2 separate regions of the Homo sapiens genome follow, and region 2 is linked to region 1. A link is an interaction called in ENCODE POLR2A ChIA-PET data of the cell type or tissue named here. Cell type or tissue: GM12878. All regions are shown on one strand. Links, peaks and the distances in the headings refer to the core of each region. The heading gives the core; the rest is flanking DNA.

Region 1 (4,388 bases), core at 185-4,184:
GCCCCTAACTTCTTTTCTTTCCTTTATCCAGCAAATACCTATTGAGTGTCTACTAGATGCCTGTGCACATCTAGGGATGGTAAAGATTTCTGTTCTCAAAGAACATTCTGGTGCAGGAGGCAGATGAGAAGACTAGCAAATACACATGCATAATTTGAGATTGGGGCAAGTGCTGGGAATGAAATAGGGGCATGCGATCAAAAAAGCATGTGAGTAAAGGGAATTTGAGAAGGTTTTCTTTTTCTTTTTTCTTTTCTTTTCTTTCTTTTTTTTTTTTTTTTTTTTTTGAGACAGAGACTCTGTCATCCAGGCTGGAGTGCAAAGGTGCAATCTCGGCTCACTGCAACCTCTGCCTCCCAGGTTCAAGCAATTCTCCTGCCTCAGCCTCCCGAGTAGCTGGGATTATAGGCATGAGTTAATTTTTTTGTATTTTTAGTAGATACTGGGTTTCACCATGTTGGCCAGGCTGGTCTCATTCTCCTGACCTCAAGTAATCCACCCGCCTCAGCCTCCCAAAGTGCTGAGATTACAGGCATGAACCACTGTGCCCAGTCTTTTTTTCATATTTTTTGTAGAGATGGTGTTTCACCATGTTGCCCAGGCTAGACTTGAACTCCTGGGCTCAAGTGATCCTCCCACCTCAGCCTCCTGAGTAGCTGAGACTACAGGTATGCACCATCATGCCCAGATACATTTTTTTTGGTATTTTTAGTAAAGACGGATTTCTCCATTTTGCCCAGGCTGGTTTCGAACTCCTGGGCTCAAATGATCTGCCCACCTGGGCTTCCCAAAGTGCTGGGATTACAGGCGTGAGCCACCGCGCCCAGCCGAGATATATATATATATATATATATATATATATATATATATATATATATATAGAGAGAGAGAGAGAGAGAGAGAGAGAGAGAGAGAGAGAGAAAGAAAGAGAGCAGGCTCTTGTTGCCCAGGCTGGAGTGCAGTGGTGCCATCTTGGCTCACTGCAACCTCCATCCCCCTGATCCTCCCGCCTCAGCCTCCCAAGTAGCTGGGACCACAGGCATGTGCCACCACACCCAGCTAATTTTTTGTATTTTTGGTAGAGATGGGTTTTGCCATATTGCCCAGGCTGGTCTCCAACTCCTGAGCACAAGCAATCTGCCTGCCTTGGCCCCACAAAGTGCTGGGAGGTGTGAGTCACCTCGCCTGGCCTGAGATATATTTTTTTAAATAATAATATATAGATTTTTGAAGCACTGGGGGGCACAGGGAAGGCCTCTTTGAAGAAGTACCATTTGAACTGAGACCTAAGTGATGAAAAGAACCAGTCCAGCAAAGAACCAGAGCCCCCAGCAGAGATCCAGGAAAAAGGGCTGCAAGTGCAAGGGCCCTGAGGCAGGGAAGCACTTGGCAAGGAGAGTGGTGGAGGCACGAGGTGGAAAATGTAGGTAGGTCAGCAACACTCGGCCTACTAGGCCTTGGGTTGGAGTTTTTATTTTAGCTAGATGAAAAGCAACTGACATTTTTTGTTTTTTAAAAAATTTCTATAGAGATGGGTTCTCGCTGTGTTGCACAGGCTGGTCTCAAATTCCTGTCCTCAAAGGATCCTCTCGCCTCGGCCTCCTAAAGTATTGGGATTACAGGCATGAGCCTCTGTGCCTGGCTGTAACTGACATGTTTTAAGCAGGGGAATGACATGCTCTAGTGAAAGCCAGTCTGGGCAGCTGGGTAGCTAATGAGGGGATTAGAGAGATTTTGTTGAATGAAAGGCAGATTGAGTCCTGCTACTCGCCCCCTTCATTCCCCTTCATTCATGCCTCATTCTTCCGCCTCCCAGCCGCCTCAACTGGCCAAAGGGAAGTGGAGGCCCTGCCACCTGTAGGGAGGGTCCCCTGGGGCTTGCCCACAGCAAACAGGAAGTCACAGCCTGGTGAGATGGGCCTGGGAATCAGCCACTGAGAAAGTGGGTCTCTTGGGTCCCTGAATTCTTTTTCTGAGTCCCTGCAGCAGTGAAAAAGACACAGAGGCACATAGAGAGTGACAGAGAAAGAGAGAGACAGAGAGGAGAGGCATGGGGCAGAATAAGAACAGATTTAGGAGTTAGAACTCCTGGGTTCTTTTAAAACAATTTTTCTTTTAGAGACAGGGTCTTGTTGTGTTGCCCGGACTGGAGCACAGTGGCTATTCCCAGGCATAATCATGGTGCACTGCAGCCTTGAACTCCTGGGCTCAAGCGATCCTTCTACCTCAGCCTCCCAAGGACCTGGGACCATAGGCGTGTACCACTGTGCCTGGCTTTTGCCTGGTTTTAAACTGAGGCAGTATGACTTGAGCTCTTAGGCATTAATTGAAGCTGTATCTCATTAACTGAGGGCTTATGATGTGCTGGACACTGGGCTAATAGTGCTGAACATATTGTCATTTTTAATCTTCACAAACAATATTTGTATAGGACTGTTTTCTTTTCTTTTTTTTTTTTGAAACAGAGTCTCACTCTGGTGCCCAGGCTGGAGTGCAGTGGTGTGATCTCGGCTCACTGCAACCTCCGCCTCCTGGTTTCCAGTGATTCTCCTGCCTCAGCCTCCTAAGTAGCTGGGATTACAGGTGTGCGCCACCATGCCCGGCTAATTTTTTTTTTTTTTTTTGAGAAGGAGTCTATGTGCCCAGCATTGTTCTAGAGCACTTGCAATTAGTGGTGAACAACACGGTCTCTACTCCAAGGGGCTCACATTCTTGTGCAGAAAACAGAAATGAACAAATAAACACACAAGATCATTTCCCGTGGTAGTGAGAGCTGGGATGAAAATAAAACAGCGTGGCAGGGAGGAGGCAAGTGTTGTGAGTCTGGAGGGTTCCTGGAGAATGGGGCCTGAGGCGTGACCACCGCCTTCCTCTCTGGGGGGACTGCCTGCCGCCCCCGCAGACACCCATGGTTGAGTGCCCTCCAGGCCCCTGCCTGCCCCAGCATCCCCTGCGCGAAGCTGGGTGCCCCGGAGAGTCTGACCACCATGCCACCTCCTCGCCTCCTCTTCTTCCTCCTCTTCCTCACCCCCATGGAAGTCAGGCCCGAGGAACCTCTAGTGGTGAAGGTGGAAGGTATGTCCAAAGGGCAGAAAGGGAAGGGATTGAGGCTGGAAACTTGAGTTGTGGCTGGGTGTCCTTGGCTGAGTAACTTACCCTCTCTGAGCCTCCATTTTCTTATTTGTAAAATTCAGGAAAGGGTTGGAAGGACTCTGCCGGCTCCTCCACTCCCAGCTTTTGGAGTCCTCTGCTCTATAACCTGGTGTGAGGAGTCGGGGGGCTTGGAGGTCCCCCCCACCCATGCCCACACCTCTCTCCCTCTCTCTCCACAGAGGGAGATAACGCTGTGCTGCAGTGCCTCAAGGGGACCTCAGATGGCCCCACTCAGCAGCTGACCTGGTCTCGGGAGTCCCCGCTTAAACCCTTCTTAAAACTCAGCCTGGGGCTGCCAGGCCTGGGAATCCACATGAGGCCCCTGGCCATCTGGCTTTTCATCTTCAACGTCTCTCAACAGATGGGGGGCTTCTACCTGTGCCAGCCGGGGCCCCCCTCTGAGAAGGCCTGGCAGCCTGGCTGGACAGTCAATGTGGAGGGCAGCGGTGAGGGCCGGGCTGGGGCAGGGGCAGGAGGAGAGAAGGGAGGCCACCATGGACAGAAGAGGTCCGCGGCCACAATGGAGCTGGAGAGAGGGGCTGGAGGGATTGAGGGCGAAACTCGGAGCTAGGTGGGCAGACTCCTGGGGCTTCGTGGCTTCAGTATGAGCTGCTTCCTGTCCCTCTACCTCTCACTGTCTTCTCTCTCTCTGCGGGTCTTTGTCTCTATTTATCTCTGTCTTTGAGTCTCTATCTCTCTCCCTCTCCTGGGTGTCTCTGCATTTGGTTCTGGGTCTCTTCCCAGGGGAGCTGTTCCGGTGGAATGTTTCGGACCTAGGTGGCCTGGGCTGTGGCCTGAAGAACAGGTCCTCAGAGGGCCCCAGCTCCCCTTCCGGGAAGCTCATGAGCCCCAAGCTGTATGTGTGGGCCAAAGACCGCCCTGAGATCTGGGAGGGAGAGCCTCCGTGTCTCCCACCGAGGGACAGCCTGAACCAGAGCCTCAGCCAGGGTATGGTGATGACTGGGGAGATGCCGGGAAGCGGGGGTCCAGAGACAGAGGGGAGGGGAAACTGAAGAGGTGAAACCCTGAGGATCAGGCTTTCCTTGTCTTATCTCTCCCTGTCCCAGACCTCACCATGGCCCCTGGCTCCACACTCTGGCTGTCCTGTGGGGTACCCCCTGACTCTGTGTCCAGGGGCCCCCTCTCCTGGACCCATGTGCACCCCAAGGGGCCTAAGTCATTGCTGAGCCTAGAGCTGAAGGACGATCGCCCGGCCAGAGATATGTGGGTAATGG
Region 2 (4,388 bases), core at 226-4,225, 740 kb before region 1:
AGAGCCTGGGTCTTGCTCTGTTGCCGAGGTTGGGGTTGAACACCTGACTTCAAGTGATCCTCCCACCTTGGCCTCCCAAAATGCTGGGATCACAGGTGGGAGCCTCTGCATTCAGCCTAATTTTTTTTTTTTTTTAGAGACAGAGTGTTGCTGTATCACCCCAGACTGGAGTGCAGTGGAACAATCACAGCTCACTGCAGCCTCAAACCCCTGGGCTCAGGCGATCCTCCCCACTTCAGCCTCCTGAGAAGCTGAGACTATAGGCACATGCCATCACACCGCTCCAATTATTCTAAACCTAGCTTTAATTCTGGAGTGACTAAGCAACTCAGCTATTTGTTGGAGAAATGAGAATTCAATACTCACTAAGTAACTGATATTGCTTAAATTAAGCCCCTGGGATACAATGATGAGTAAGACGGTCCCTAACTTCAAAGAACTGAAGGTGGCCTAGCAGTTACATCCTGTAGTCCTGGCGTACATATAAACAGCCTCAGAAGACCAAAGAGAAAACTAACTCTATCTGAAGGAAAGAAAGCTTCAAAGGGGTGATTTGGGTTTTGAAGAGCAAGGAAGTTTACTAGGAGGATAAGAAGGAAAGCATGCCTGATTCAATGTCACTCGCCATAGGAAGCCACTCCAATCTGAACACTCATGGTCTCATAAGCGAGTACCTAGCCCCATCCTGCATTTGCTTCTGAGACTGCAATTTATAGTTTAACCTTCATGAATTTTCCTACACAGATTACAGTACAGATCAGGTCATTTACATCTTGTGTCTTTGTCTTGTAATCAGTACTACAGAATTTTGCCCTTGGTGCTGTTCTCTGGTCATTTCAGAATGGCAAAAGTTTTAAAATGCAGGCTCTAGGGTCAGGTTCCCCAAGTTTGAATCCAAATGTGCAGCTTGACCTTGGCCTAGTTATTTAATGTGTCACTGTTTCTTCTTGTGCACAAGTGGGGACAGTAAAAGTACCTAACATATTGGGTCATTCTGAGAATTAAATAAAATGTAAAATACATAGTAAACACAATGTCAGGCATGAAGTGTGGGCTGAAAGTCACTGTTCATACGTCATAGATATTAGGCTTCTCTACCCAGAACATCAACTGTCTGGAAAGATGCTCTATCTAGTATGTCTGTATTTTCTACAATATCTACCATGGGCTGGTGGCTCAACTATCTTAAAGACCAAATTCAAGACAGTAAAAGGAACAAGAAAACTGTTGGTATCACTTTCAGTTTCTCAAGAATACTGGTAATTCCTCCAAATTGAAGATACATGTGACTCTTTACATTTTCCCCTTTAAGGGTTCTGACCATAAGCAGACTTCTGCTCACACGCAGATTCAATCTGTGTTGAAAAACAGGAGACTGCTAACACTGAGACTGAAGGTGGATAATAAGGTGCTTTTCCCTAAGATGTAGCAGCTAGAAGGTGGTTTCCTCAAACCCTGATTAAATCTGTAATATGTTACCTAATGGCCTCTAAAACAACCCCCTCTAAGCATAACCTTTTTACAAAATTAATCTTGGGGAATAATGACTATTTTTTAAATTTTTTTTAAATAAAGATGGGGTCTTGCTATGTTGCCCAAGCTAGTCTTAAAACCCCCAGGTTCAAGCAATCCTCCCACCTATGCCTCTCAAAGTTCTGGGATTACAGGCATGGGCCAACATGCCCAGCCAAAAATGACTATTTTTTAAAGACACTTCTATTAAGCTTTTTGCCATCCTTTCCCAGAGCCTCATTTTGTATAATCTACTAGGAGGTGAATCATATGGGTCTCCTATATTCAGGTTCATGGGCTCATAGATACCAAACCTCAACAAAATGAGGACTAGTATCCCAGAGTGCCATTCAAATATCCCTGTGGCATATCTAGAACAGTGTCATTACCCTATTTGCTGTATATAAAGGTTTCGAAGAAAAGTGATTCTATCCCTGCTGCCAACGAAGGTTAAAAAGTATGCAAAACATATCCGGTGTGTTACAACACATGCGATTAGCAAAGATATTCAAACTCATGTAAACTTTCTCTGAAAGCTAACAGGATTACCATAGATGTCTAAACTCTCAGATCATCACTCTCACTTCCCTACACCCTTCACCACTGCAAAAAAAAAAAAAAAAAAAAAAAAAAAAGGAGAGAAAAAAATCTTTGACCTGTAGGCCTGCACACAAGTATGAGATGAAATACTAAGCTTAAAATAACATGCATGGGAACCAGGGCGAGTGACATCTACCTATCCCCCTCCTGAAGTCATTCAGCTCAAAAAGCCAGAAAGCTAGAAAAGTGCATCAAGGAAGCCCCAGTCAGGAGAACGACATTCAGAACAATGCTTCCTCCCATCTCTCCCTCCGGTCACTACTGCTCTTTTGCATCCCAGCCCGTAGATATTTTCCTTTTCCTTTTGTTTTCTGGAGGCACAGGTCTTGCTCTGTCGCCCAGGCTGGAGTACAGTGGCACAAACTCTATCTCCCGGGCTCAAGCTATCCTTCTACCTCAGCCTCCCAAGTAGCTGGGACCACAGCTGCACACCACCACATCCAGCTGATTTTTGTATTTTTTGTAGAGCTGGGGTTTCGCCATGTTGCCCAGGCTGGTCTTAAACTCCAGGGCTCAAGCGATCCGCCTGCCTCAGCCTCCAAAAGTGCTGGGATTAGAGGCACGAGCCACCGCGCCCAGCTGACACTTCCTTTAAAAAAAAAAAAAAAAAGCACAGCATATTGAAGTGGAAATCTCACTTTATTCCTCTATTTAAAAAAAAGAAAAAGTGGTGAAGCCCACTGACCCTCCACAGTCTAGCAGTCAGCAGGGCAATCAGGGAAGCCCAGAGACACTGGATGACTCGCTCAAAGACACACAGCCAGTGAGCAGCCAGCCAGAATCTCAGCCCCAGCCACACCCATGTGAGTTCCTTTCCTTAGCCTGACTGTGATAGGACAGCGTAAGGCCAAGCAGAGGGAAGACCGAGGTACAAATATACATTGATGTAATTCATTCTAAACATTGTGTACAAGAGTTGCAGGAGAAAAAAAAATGTCTTCTACTGAAGCAAACAGACAACCACAGCATGTAACAGGACTGCTAAGGCTGGGCAGGCGCGCCCACCCCTCTATTAACACAATCTGGAACAAAGTCATCCCCTCGCATGAGAAAGGCTTCTTGTTTTCTTGTCTGCAGCTTAGATCTAGACATAACTTTGCACAATATCTTCACACAGACATTTAATATTTGATTAAAACATACACTCTGGCTGCATCTAAACATAATTTTAGTCATTAAAAAGCACTTTTCTGCTTTAATCTAAAACTACCATAAAGTTGATCGATGGCAGAACATTCCTCTATTATTTCTTGGGTTTGCACAAAGTGCCCAGTCAGATTGTCTGTCTCTTCCTCTAATTACTGCTGAGGACCAAGAGTTAGAAGCAAGATGACTGCCGGGTGTCTGGGCCAGGAAGTTCAACTGATCCCACTGTGGCAGTGATAACATGGAAGCAGCATATTTTCTCCCCATGGAGACCAGTTAGAGGAAACATCTTTGTATACAGAGGATGGTACGTTTTATGCTGGGAAACCTCATCCACATAGTATTGGAGAATGCATAAAAACAAGACTCATCAATCAGCTACCAATGGAGAGGTGCACCAGTTTCTTTCTTTATTTTTTTTTTTTTTTGAGACTGAGTTTAGCTCTATCGCCCAGCTGGAGTGCAGTGGCACAATCTCAGCTCACTGCAACCTCCACCTCCCAGGTTCAAGCAATTCTCGTGTCTCAGCCTCCCAAGGAGCTCGGATTACAGGTGCCCGCCACCACACCTGGCTAATTTTTTTTGAATTTTTATTAGAGACAAGACTTCATCATGTTGGCCAGGCTGGTCTTGAACTCTTGACCTCAAGCGATACCGCCCACCTCGGCCTCCCAAAGTGCTGGGATTACAGGCCTGAGCCAGCGTGCCCAGCCTGGTTTCAATAATTTTAAACAACAAATCTAAAGACTAAAGAGCATGACAAGTAAATGCTACACCTGACCACAGATTGATCCTGGACTGGAGGGAAAAAATGCTATGAAAGGCATGACTGAGCCAATTGACAAAACTGGAATACAGGTGGTAGTAGGTTAGATCAAAGTACTGAATCAATGTTCTATTAACCGAAGATGGTAACTGTACCATAGTCATGTGGGAGAATGCCCCTATTAAGAAATATATGATATAGGGCAATGGACCATGACAAAGGCAACTTACTCTAAAATTGTTCAGAAAAAAATACATGTGTGTGTGAATGTACATGCATGTACATGCATATATGTCTATATATACATATAAAGAGGGAACGTGCAAATAACGTTAACAGGACAAAATATTAACGGTAGGTGAGT

The links. ChIA-PET counts read pairs that join two places held together with the same protein. Peaks named below come from ENCODE experiments on the same cell type or tissue, not always from the same donor. Only the 100,000 strongest peaks of a DNase experiment are listed, where the experiment ranks them.
Region 2: POLR2A ChIA-PET joins it to region 1 with 6 read pairs; 1 of 35 experiments calls an interaction of 5 or more read pairs at or near these places.

The regions. Positions count from the first base shown.
Region 1 is chr16:28,929,014-28,933,401 of GRCh38, forward strand. CD19 (CD19 molecule) reads left to right here and starts at 2,958. Exons shown (of 15, transcript NM_001770.6): 1 at 2,958-3,075; 2 at 3,333-3,599; 3 at 3,898-4,101; 4 at 4,221-4,388. The coding sequence starts at 2,988. In GM12878, for the core only: no CTCF peak of the experiment used is centred there; a DNase peak (open chromatin) is centred at 1,913; H3K4me3 peaks cover 1,655 bases; H3K27ac peaks cover 2,792 bases.
Region 2 is chr16:28,186,553-28,190,940 of GRCh38, forward strand. All of the region lies in intron 1 of XPO6 (exportin 6), which reads right to left. Among named protein-coding and RNA genes, the nearest start is that of XPO6, 23 kb to the right of the region's middle. RefSeq lists enhancers at 1,120-1,289, 2,374-2,423 and a silencer at 2,816-2,955. In GM12878, for the core only: no CTCF peak of the experiment used is centred there; DNase peaks (open chromatin) are centred at 1,279 and 2,019; H3K4me3 peaks cover 2,751 bases; H3K27ac peaks cover 3,460 bases.